2 separate regions of the Homo sapiens genome follow, and region 1 is linked to region 2. A link is a loop called in an ENCODE intact Hi-C map of the cell type or tissue named here. Cell type or tissue: chondrocyte. All regions are shown on one strand. Each heading gives the region's core, and the rest is flanking DNA. Links, peaks and the distances in the headings are about the cores only.

Region 1 (5,392 bases), core at 97-5,096, 320 kb before region 2:
TTTCCTAAACTCTAAAGTCAAGGGGGATGGTCTAGATCAGTGACTCTTAAATTTTTCTACCTACAGAGAAAAATAAATACTTACTCTCAGGGGGTGATGCAGTATAACTCCAAACGGCCTGTCATCAGTGGAAATTTGATTCAATTTTATGTTCTGTTTTAAATATAGACACTTTAAAATTTTCATAATGTTTATCTCAATATAAACATAATTCTCCATGAAGAACTGATGTTCCAGGAAGATGGGCAATGGCTGTGTTTCTTCTGGAGCTTCCTCTAGCCCCTGGCCCATCACTCTTGCCTTGGGGGCATTGAGAAACATGGGGGCCCATCACTCTTGCCTTGGGGGCATTGAGAAACATGGGGGCCCATCACTCTTGCCTTGGGGGCATTGAGAAACATGGGGGCCCATCACTCTTGCCTTGGGGGCATTGAGAAACATGGGGGCCCATCACTCTTGCCTTGGGGGCATTGAGAAACATGGGGGCCCATCACTCTTGCCTTGGGGGCATTGAGAAATATGGGGGCCCATCACTCTTGCCTTGGGGTCATTGAGAAACATGGGGTCACATCTGCTGCTAAAGAAATGCCCACCATTAAAAGTCTGTTAACTCGCTTTTCTGAACACTTGACCTTAAAGATGCCCTACAACCTATCTACATGTAAGAGTGATATCATTGAGCTTTCCTATAATTCAAATTAATAAAACACTACCAAATAATTATTTCTTGAGAATTCAAATGGGTCCTTTTTTTCCCCTTTTTCTACTTCTCCCCATCACCACCATTCTGCTCCCTTGCCGTTTTTTTTTTTTTTGTCCCATTTTGGACAAAAATTATAAATTAAAATTATGATATGAATTTGAAGATTGCTACTCATCTAGCATAAATAAGCAGCCCTGCCTCTCCTTATCCAACATACTAATATATGTATTGTTTTCTTAAATGCAAATGCCTTAGGCTTTTACGAGTTAACAGACTGTTTCACCCACTTCATTCCCACCAAAGGAAGCTAAACAAACAAGGGAGGGTGGATGAGGACAAAACAAGTTTTTACTTCCAGGAGAGCTTTATTTGAAAGCATCCAGCTCTGAGGATGCAGTATGAGTCCTGCCAAGCTCCAGGCAAAGCACCCTCCAAAAACTTGAGGACATTCTGCTAACGTGGGGAGTAATTGTGGAAACAACATGTTACAGAGACATTGAAAACTAATCCTGGATTTTCCAGTGTAATGTACATTTGCTGGAACATTCAACTCTTCCCAGGCAGAAGTAAGAATGTTTATAGCTTTCAGCCTCACTGTTTGTAAATGGAAAGCTGAGCTCAGAGTTCATAATCACTGATTAGGCTGCTGTTTTTTATCCAACCTTAGCAGAGGAAAAAATAGTGGGTTCTCATACTGAACCATAAACACATGTTATGTTAAGTGTAATAAATTCCCTAACATTGTACTCTTTTTGAAGGGAAGAATGAGGGATATAATAGAACATTTTCAGCTAAAAGCTAAAAGAGACTGTCTAGTTGGCATATCAAGTTAGAAATGAAAAGAAATCCATTTAAGTACTGCAGCATATGTATTTCATGGGCTAGCATCATAGAATACTGAAGCTAGAAGAGCTGCAGAAGTACCTAATCCAATTCTTTCTTTACAAAAGACAAAACTGAAAACCAATGAAGCAAAATGATTTAAAGTCACATAGATAGTTAGTGTCAACATAGATAGTAGGCTCAATTCTCCTGATTTCTAATGCAGCATACACTGATGGTAACTACTGATCAGTGCCACATATCATACAGGTCATGTCACAGCATTCTGAAACATGTAAGTTCTTTTTCTCACTGTCTGGACCACTTTAGACCTAGGTATGTAGCCATTACCATCATGTGGGACTTTGTTTATGGGAACGGCCTTGCCCCACCTCCTCATGCACGAGAATGAATGCCTTTGGCTAAGTAAGAAAGCTCAGAAAATATCTGTAAGTAGGTCTGATTTTGATGAGTCAAGAAGAAAACTATTGATTATAAGCTAGGAATAAAAACAGTGGGTCAAAATATAATAACCACATTTTCTAGTTTCTTTATATTTGATGCTTTGACATCTTGGAGACTTGCAGACTCTGGAAAGACTGACCCTAGTTAATTCTTAGAGATAGTAAAAGACTAGCTTATGAGTGCACCTTTCATATACCAAGTAACCAATCCAGAGCCCACATCTCAACCACCTTCTTTATTAGTCCTTTACACTGAGGACCACTACCCGCCTGCCCTACTCACCCCAGACCCAGATACCAGACAACTAGGGACAGCCCCTAGATCCCATAGCGTGCTGAAATTACTCGAACTCATCAATACCAAACCTGTTTGCCCTTCCTTGCCAGTCACTTCCTGTGGAAACCATAATAAAGACTTTTGTCCACATTTTCCCCTCACTCCCTCTGCCTCCTGATGCCAGCGCTTCCCCAGGGTGGCCAGGTGTGGCATGGTGTACCCCTTCCTCCTGGAACTGTGAGTAACAAACTACCTTTTCAATGGCAACCATCTCCTAATCTGGTCACCTGCATAATAATAACAAAACCTACATTTTGCAAAACAGAGGTCAAAAGCCAAGAAAACTAAAGGTGCCAAAATCAGAGATGGGTTTGAAGCAAGCAAGAGGAAATAAGAGATAAGTCACAAGTAGGGATAATGTGGCAAAAGTCTGGCTCAGAAGGAACTCATGCAAACCCAGAATACTGATGGGAGTATGCCTTTGGTGCCCTGCTGCTGATATGGGAGGGTTGCCTTAAAGTGTTAAAGTGGCACATCAACAAGTTCCTCCTGAACACATCCTTAATAAGTGGCATGTGAGCACTAGAACATTCCTAGACACAGACTCACTGTGCAGCATTCCCATGACCGGCGCCCTAGTTCTGGTCCATAGCAGAATGCTGAAACAGCTTCTTAGTCATCTCTCTGCTTTTTTTCCCCACCCGTATTTAATTCATCTATTTCAACCCTTCTAAGTCACAGCTTGAATGTTCATAAGAATCTTCCATAGTTCCTCATATCTTCCTCATTTAAATTGAATCCTCGCCGTTACATTCAGAACTTTCCAAATGGTGTCTCCAGCCTGTCCTCCAGTCCTGACTTCCACAGTTCTACATTCCCTACGATCTGGCAAAATTAAAGTATCCACTGTCCTTAGCACATTTTTCCCATGCACTGAACCACTTCATTACTAGTAGCACCATAAAATATATTTTACAGTATTGATTTTGGACATAAACATATCTGGGTTTGAATTCTTGGCCACAAACTGGTGTGATCTTGGAACTCTAAGTCCTTTTTTTGCTCATGATAAATAGATTTCATAATATATATGTTACAGGATGATTAAAGAGGTTAAATGAGATAATACACGTAAAGATCTCAGCACAATTTTGGTGTGAATTAACACTAGTTAACAGCAGCTATTTTATCGTTGCTCACCTTAAGTGTATTAGAGTTTTCAAAGTATGTCAGAAACATAATGACATTTGCTACTCATGAAGTTCTAACATGTATTATAACTGTTGCCATTTTTCAGATGAAAAACCTCAGACTCAAGAGAAGGGACTTGCTCCAGGTCGTATAATTAGGTAAGAATTACAAAAGTTTTTTTTTTTTTGAGACAGAGTTTCGCTCTTCTTGCCCAGGCTGGAGTGCAATGGCGTGCTCTCGGCTCATGGCAACCTCAGCCTCGCAGGTTGGTTCTAGCAATTCTCCTGCTTCAGCCTCCCAAGTAGCTGGGATTACAGGTATGCACCACCACGCCCGGCTAAATTTGTATTTTTAGTACAGACGGGGGTTTCACCATGTTGGCTAGGCTGGTCACGAACTCTTAACCTCAGGTGATCCACCCGCCTCGGTCTCCCAAAGTGCTGGGATTACAGGTATGAGCCACTGTGCCCTGCCTAAAAAAGTTCTTGACTGCTTCTTACTTTCATTCTTTTCTTCTCTACAGTGCAGATGACATAATGCCTTATAAAGTAATTTAATGAAAGGAATGGAAGTAGTCATGTTTTATTCTCACAGTACCTAAGAATTAAGAAGAAATTTTTAAAAACTTGGTTTACTGATTATTTGTATGTGCCTAACACTGTTAAGAGTTTTATATAAATTTTTATTATTTAAATATAACAACACATCTGCAAGTTATATATTATTACATATATTTTCAGGTGAGAAAATGAAAACTTATGGAGATTAACTTGTTCATATCACACAGGTGGCAACTGACAACACTGTACTCATCTAAGACAAAAGCCAACATACTTAAACACTAGATTAAGTTTTGATTCAAAATAGGCATGTAATTAATTTCTATTGAATCAAATTTTAAATGACATATGGAAAATAAACCTGCCTTGCACTGTGGTAGAGGGAAAAATAATGAGATTTTCTGGAAAACCAATTTGTTTGTGTATATGTGTATGTGTCTCTGTGTGTGTGTGTGTAAAACTGATAGATAGATAGATAGATAGATAGATGGATGGATGTTGTGCCCAAGCATATAAGCATGTTTTAATAAGCACTCTTTCTTTTAACAATAATAGAAATCCAATTTAAGCCAAGCACATGGATATTTGGAGGGTGGGAGGGAAGACAACCTTACCAGCCTCATTTGCCACTAGCTGTAACCCTGTGGAAAATTCTGATCAATGGAGTGTTAGGAGAGAAGATGTAAATGACTTATAAGATACACCTTAAGGGAAAGTGCTAGCCACTTTTTCTCCCTTTCTTCTACCCTGCTTAGATCATGAATGTGATGAATGGAGGTAAAATGTAGATTAGGTGAATAAAAATTGCTCCTTAAGGGTGGCATTGTGGACATCTCAAAGTAGCCTGAGTCCCAGGCAACTGTTGTGCCCCGAACATTCTAGATCCTAACTTTACATGAGAAAAAAAGTGTCTATCTATTTAAACCACTGTTATTTTGGTCCTTTATTACATACAGCTCAACAAATTATAACAATTCTTATATCTTAATTATTTACTAATGCATAAACCAAAGCTAAGAACAGAAAGAAGGAAACAATTGAAATATTTTTTGAGGGACTTATGGGTTAAGTGTCTAGCCATAGACTTATGAAATTTCAGAGTTGAGAGGGACATGAACGGTAATCTAATCTATTCACAGAGGCAACCCTCAAATCTACTGTCCCAAATTACAAAATCCAGTCATGGGGTTATGCTAAATTAGATGTATCTAAAATAAAGTGTTAATTTTCATAGTTGTCAGAGCCACATCTATGTATTCAAGTATTCATCACTTGAGTCGAAAATTTACAGGGCCCTGATACTTGCCTAAAATGTACTGGGTCTATATGAAGTGATACAGGAAGGACAAACAGCTGAAGTCATTGCAGGAGTTCA
Region 2 (5,392 bases), core at 121-5,120:
AATCACATGAGCCAGTTCCTTAAGTAAATCTGCATGTGTGTATATAAATATATCTGCATCTACATATCTAATTCGTTCCATTTTTCTGGAGCAACCTGACAAATGCCAAGATGCCTCAAGATATATCCACACTGTCAGAACAGCAGTCTGTTACGCTGGGAACCCTCTTCCCCTCACAACAGCCAAGGCTTTGCTGTTAAACCAGGGTCATCACCTGTGCTGAATTGTCCTATTGTCAATTTGACATCACTGCCATCCTTTTCAGAGGTCTCCCATGCATTACATAAGAGTAACCAGGAAATACATTTCCAGACTCCAGTTCCTTCTGTGGTTCCAGGTCAGCTAATGAGAAGCATTTGCGTGAGATCTAGAAGGCAGAAGAAAAGGAAAGCTGCAGGAAAACATCCATCAGTGCAGCTTTCTTGCCCTTTGTTCCTGAAGTTCTTCCAGCAGTTATGAAGCCTCTGTTTTCCTGTATCGAAACCCTCCACATGCAGAATGCATACAATGCCTTCCATTTTCTCACAACCAGACCCTAACTGTACATCACTGATAGCCTCTTTGGAGAGGAAGGGGGAAGAAAGCACTTCATTTTTTCCTACGAGATGGCCTCATCTACCCTCATCTATCAGAAAAAGAATAATAATTTTGAACTCCTTGGGGGATTATAATTCTTTACCTCCCAGAAGATCCCATAGCTCCTACAAAAGTGGGATAACTCATTCTCTAGTCTTTAAGTTTCACAGGTCTGTGGCTATTGAGGAGACACCGCATAGCCCTCTACAGAGAGCAAGAATGAGGTGATTCTCCACCAAAATTGTTTCCCGTTACACTTACCCTAGATGAGTGGGTTCCAATTTGTCTTGTTGAGACACAAAAACAGACCTTCCCGAAACAAAGAAGATAAAGTAATGGTTTCACTTTACAAATAAAATTGCTGACAAGATTAGAATAACAGTTTATCTCTTTTAAATGTCTGTGCCAGGTACAGTGGCTCACGCCTATAATCCCAGCACTTTGGGAGGCCGCAGTGGGAGGATGGCTTGAGCCCAAGAGTAGCCATTGTCCCAGCTACTCAGTGGGCTGAGGCAGGAGGATCACTTGAGCCCAGGAGGTCGAAGCTACAGTGAGCATGATTGTGCCTCTGCACCCCAGTCTGGGTGACAGAGTGAGACCCTGTAATAAATAAATAAATAAATAACTCTGTGTGCCTTGTGTCTGTTTTCTTTAATTTCATCTCACAGGCAACCTACTGCAACATGATAAACCCTAAAACTCACCCTATTATAATAGGATAAACTTTAAACTGTTAACCTGACTACAAGGTCCTGGTTCTGGTTCATCTGGCCTCAACATAACATCTCAGACACTCCATGCACTCTGAGTCCAGGCCTCATTCACCTTTGGGAGATTTCTTAAATTCACCTAGTTCCTTTAGGTCTTAGGACCTTTGCACATTCCATTCCCTCTGCCTGACAAAGATCCCGTGAGCTCTGCCCTTACGTTCAAACCCTTTGTCTCAGTAATTTCTACTCACTCTCCAAGTCTCCTTTTAAATGTCACTTCCACAGGTGGGTTAGTTCATCCTGGTATACATACTTATATTATATTGTACTTCCCCTCTGTAGGACATATTATGGTAATAATTCACTCATTTTAAAAGTATTTCTTCTCTCCTAGACTCTAGCGTCCTGGTGTTGTATTTTCACTACTGTATCCTTGGTACCTCCCATGGTGTTTAGCAAATAGACCTTCAATACGTATTGAATAAAAGGAAGGAAAGGAGGAAGCAAAGAATGTAACATGATGGTTAAAATTAAATTCACCATAGGTTGGTAATATTCCAGGCAGCACTATGGGAAAAGGAATCCATGGGTGACTAATAAAAAAAGACCTCCACAGAAGGCTAGAGAAGTATTCTGCCTGGCAGGAAATTAATACAGTGCTGAGTTGCTAAAAGAAACTTAGTGTTTTGGAGATTGTAATGATGAGAGAAATGAGCTTAGGTTATTCACTTCATCTGCAATTTTGTGCAGTTGAGTAAGTTTTAAGTAAGGCTGGCTGACATTGGTGGGCTGGTGGAAGCCACACCACCTCCGTTTTGGGGAACATTTGGCTGCTCCTATTTCCCGACTGAACTCCATTGACTATGTCAGCAAACAATGGCTCCAGACTTTCCTGGTTCTTGGCAACTTAAAATAGTCTGAATCATAGGACTGGAAACAGAACAGATGTGTACTATTCTCCCTCTGTTTACACAAGTACAACTTGCCCATGAAAAGGAAAGAAGTGAATACATTATGTCGCCTACTCTGAATATAATGAGAGTAGCTCACCATTTGAATCAGGCAATTTGTCCTGCAAGATCTACTGAATTTCTATTATTACCCTCACCTTCCTCATGCTACCTTCATAACCGTCTCCCCCAAAAAAGTCAACATGAAAACTTTCCCCAACGATATGATTATGATGATGATGATAATGATGATGATGATGATGGTGTGTGTGTGTGTGTGTGTGTGTGTGTGTGTGTGTGTGTATTACAGGAAGGGAAGTTGATGTTGATGCCTTTTCATTAATTCAGCTCACAAGCAGAAGGAACTTGGCACCACCAGCAAACTCAGATAAGTTAAGCCAGGGCAAAGAGAAAGGTCAGGTCAAGAGGAAATTTGAGATACACAGTGGGGCTACATCTCTTTAGAACTAGATGCAGGACTTTTGCCAATGCTACATAACTGCTTATTGTCTGGAAGAATGCCAAAATGTGACGGCAAGAAACTTCCATAAATAAGAAAATAAAAGAGTCTTTGTATGGGGGATGGATGCACTGAGAAGGAAAAGCAAACAATCTCATGGCTTTAAATGATAGGAAAGACAACTGAGTAGAAAAGAGAAGTACAGCTTTAAAATTAAGGATACTGAAGAAAAAACTAACATACAAGGAGAAAAGGTGCTGTAAGACATATAAATACTGGATAGCGAAGTACAAAGTATTTCTCAGTTGTCTGAGGGAACGAAAAAAGCAAACATACACAAACATATATACAAATACACATTTATTGAGGAAAATAAGGGAAAGTTCACACGACTAGGGACTTATGAGAATTCATGGCCGTCAGACTACACTTCAGTTTTTAGAGTTGATGTTCTCACATTACTCTTGCCTTCCTTTCTTCATGTGTTGTTCAGGGCAACCTCTGAGCCTCGATCACTCTCTTTCCCAAATCTGCGTAAACTTTCATGATATTTTCCATACAGTAAACCACTTTCCTTTCATCATAATAATAGCCAACATCTATTTTTTAATGTATTAGTTCCCTACATCCCCCTCAAACTATGGTAAGTCATCCTTCAGAAAGATCGAAACAAAAAACAAAAAAACTAAAATGTCTTAACATCTCTATTTCATCCATGCTACCTATATCTCATATGGAAATTTTGTCCAGAAGTTCCACTTAAAGAAACTATTCTGCTACATTTTGTTTGTCAAAGCATGAAGTCTAGCCTTGTACATAATTCACTTTGTTATTGTCTTTTATGCAATATAATGCAGATTGCTTGATTATGCAAATTAATTGTTTCTTTCCAAATTTTCATCCATTGTAATAAACCACATTTCAGTTTCAGTCAGTGAACTAACAAGAATAAATAGTGGAAATGGAATTGCATATTTTTTCTTTTAAAGACCATGGCTTTTCCCATTTGTTGGTCACAGGTAATTTTGTAAACAGAAAAGGAAACATATTGCTCTCAGTCTCTACTGCAACTTTATTCTGTCTCTAAAAACAAGAGCCTGCGAGGTATTCTTCAAAGAATGTATCACTATATATGAAATCTAAACAAGAAACAGAGTCAACACTGAAGTGCTGGATGAAAGGGGAACTTCGAATGTGCTGAAAATTTCTATTTCTGAGGAGGTAGCCAAAATATATTCATGTCTGTGCAAAATTATATGTGTGTATGTATATATACATACATAGTAATGCATTGCAGCACCTCTTTTTTTTTTTTTTTTGAGGTGGAGTTTCACTCTTGTCACCCAGACTGAAGTGCAATGGCGCAATCTTGGCTCACTGCAACCTCCGCCTCCTGGGTTCAAGTGATTTTCCTGCCTCAGCCTCCCAAGTAGCTGGGATTACAGGGCACACCACCACGCCTGGCTAATTTTTGTATTTTTAGTAGAGACGGGGCTTCACCATGTTGGTCAGGCTGGTCTCAAACTCCTTGACCTCAGGTGATCCACCCATCTCGGCCTCCCAAAATGCTGAATTACAGGCAGGGGCCACCGTGCCCAGACTAGCACTTCTTAATAATAAAGAATTGAAAGCAACTTAAACATCTTTCAATAAGAGATTGGTTTAATAAATAATGGTGTATTCATACCATGAAATAACATATAGCCACAACAAAAAATAGGGAAGCTTTTTATACACAGATATAAAATTATCTTTAATATATATTGTTAAGTGAAATAACAGCAAGGCACAAAGAAGTGTGTATAGTCTATTATTTGTGTAAAATGAAAGATATGTACTATCCTGTGTGTGTGTGTTTCTGCTATAATTCCTTAAAAACCTACCTTCTGCAAAGGTTTCTGGGGTGGTTTGTTATAGAGCGTAATTTTAGCATAGTTACTGATCTACTATGTATGTATCATGATTTATTCTACCAGCACCCTACTGAAGGCCATTTGAGTTGACTCCACTCTTTCCCACTACCCTGACATGTCATATTTTTATTAGTATATCCTGAGGATAAATTCATCAAAGTGGGATTACTGATTGAAAGACAGAAATACATATGTAGTTTTGCTAAGTAATATCAAGTTCCCCTCCATAGCTGTTTGCCATTTTGTATTCCCCATGCCTCGCCAACAAAATATTGTAAACTTTTGGAATTTCACCAATCTGATAATTGAAAATGGCATCTCAGTATAATATTAGTATACATTTATCTTATTATGAGCAATGCATCTTTTAATATATTTTAAAGATATTTTGCAATGTTTTTCTGTAAACTTCTCACATCTTTTGCCCATTTTCTACTAGGTTTTTCATCACTTTCTTCTTTTTATTATTAGATTTATTAGTCCTTTTTCCCTGAAATGGGTAACATTTTTTTTTTCTCAGTTGTCATTTTACCATCACCCAGGCTGGAGTGCAGTGGCATGATCATGCCTCACTGCAGCCTCGATTTCCCAGGCTCAGGTGATTCTCCCACCTCAGCCTCCCAAGTAGCTGGGAATATAGGCACATGCCACCACGCCTAGCTAATCTTTGTATTTTTAGTACAGATGGGGTTTCACCATGTTGCTCAGGCTAGTCTCAAACTCCTGGGCTCAAGCAATCCACCCGCCTCAGCCTCCCAAAGTACTGGGATTACAGGCCTGAGC

The links. Peaks named below come from ENCODE experiments on the same cell type or tissue, not always from the same donor. Only the 100,000 strongest peaks of a DNase experiment are listed, where the experiment ranks them.
Region 1: it touches region 2 in a loop (2.3-fold over the local background); 2 of 110 quality-filtered maps call a loop at or near these places.

The regions. Positions count from the first base shown.
Region 1 is chr13:37,444,176-37,449,567 of GRCh38, reverse strand. All of the region lies in intron 2 of LOC124903159 (a long non-coding RNA gene), which reads right to left. Among named protein-coding and RNA genes, the nearest start is that of LINC01048, 38 kb to the left of the region's middle. In chondrocyte, for the core only: no CTCF peak of the experiment used is centred there; a DNase peak (open chromatin) is centred at 2,879.
Region 2 is chr13:37,124,620-37,130,011 of GRCh38, reverse strand. No RefSeq gene overlaps it. Among named protein-coding and RNA genes, the nearest start is that of CSNK1A1L, 22 kb to the right of the region's middle. In chondrocyte, for the core only: no CTCF peak of the experiment used is centred there; no DNase peak of the experiment used is centred there.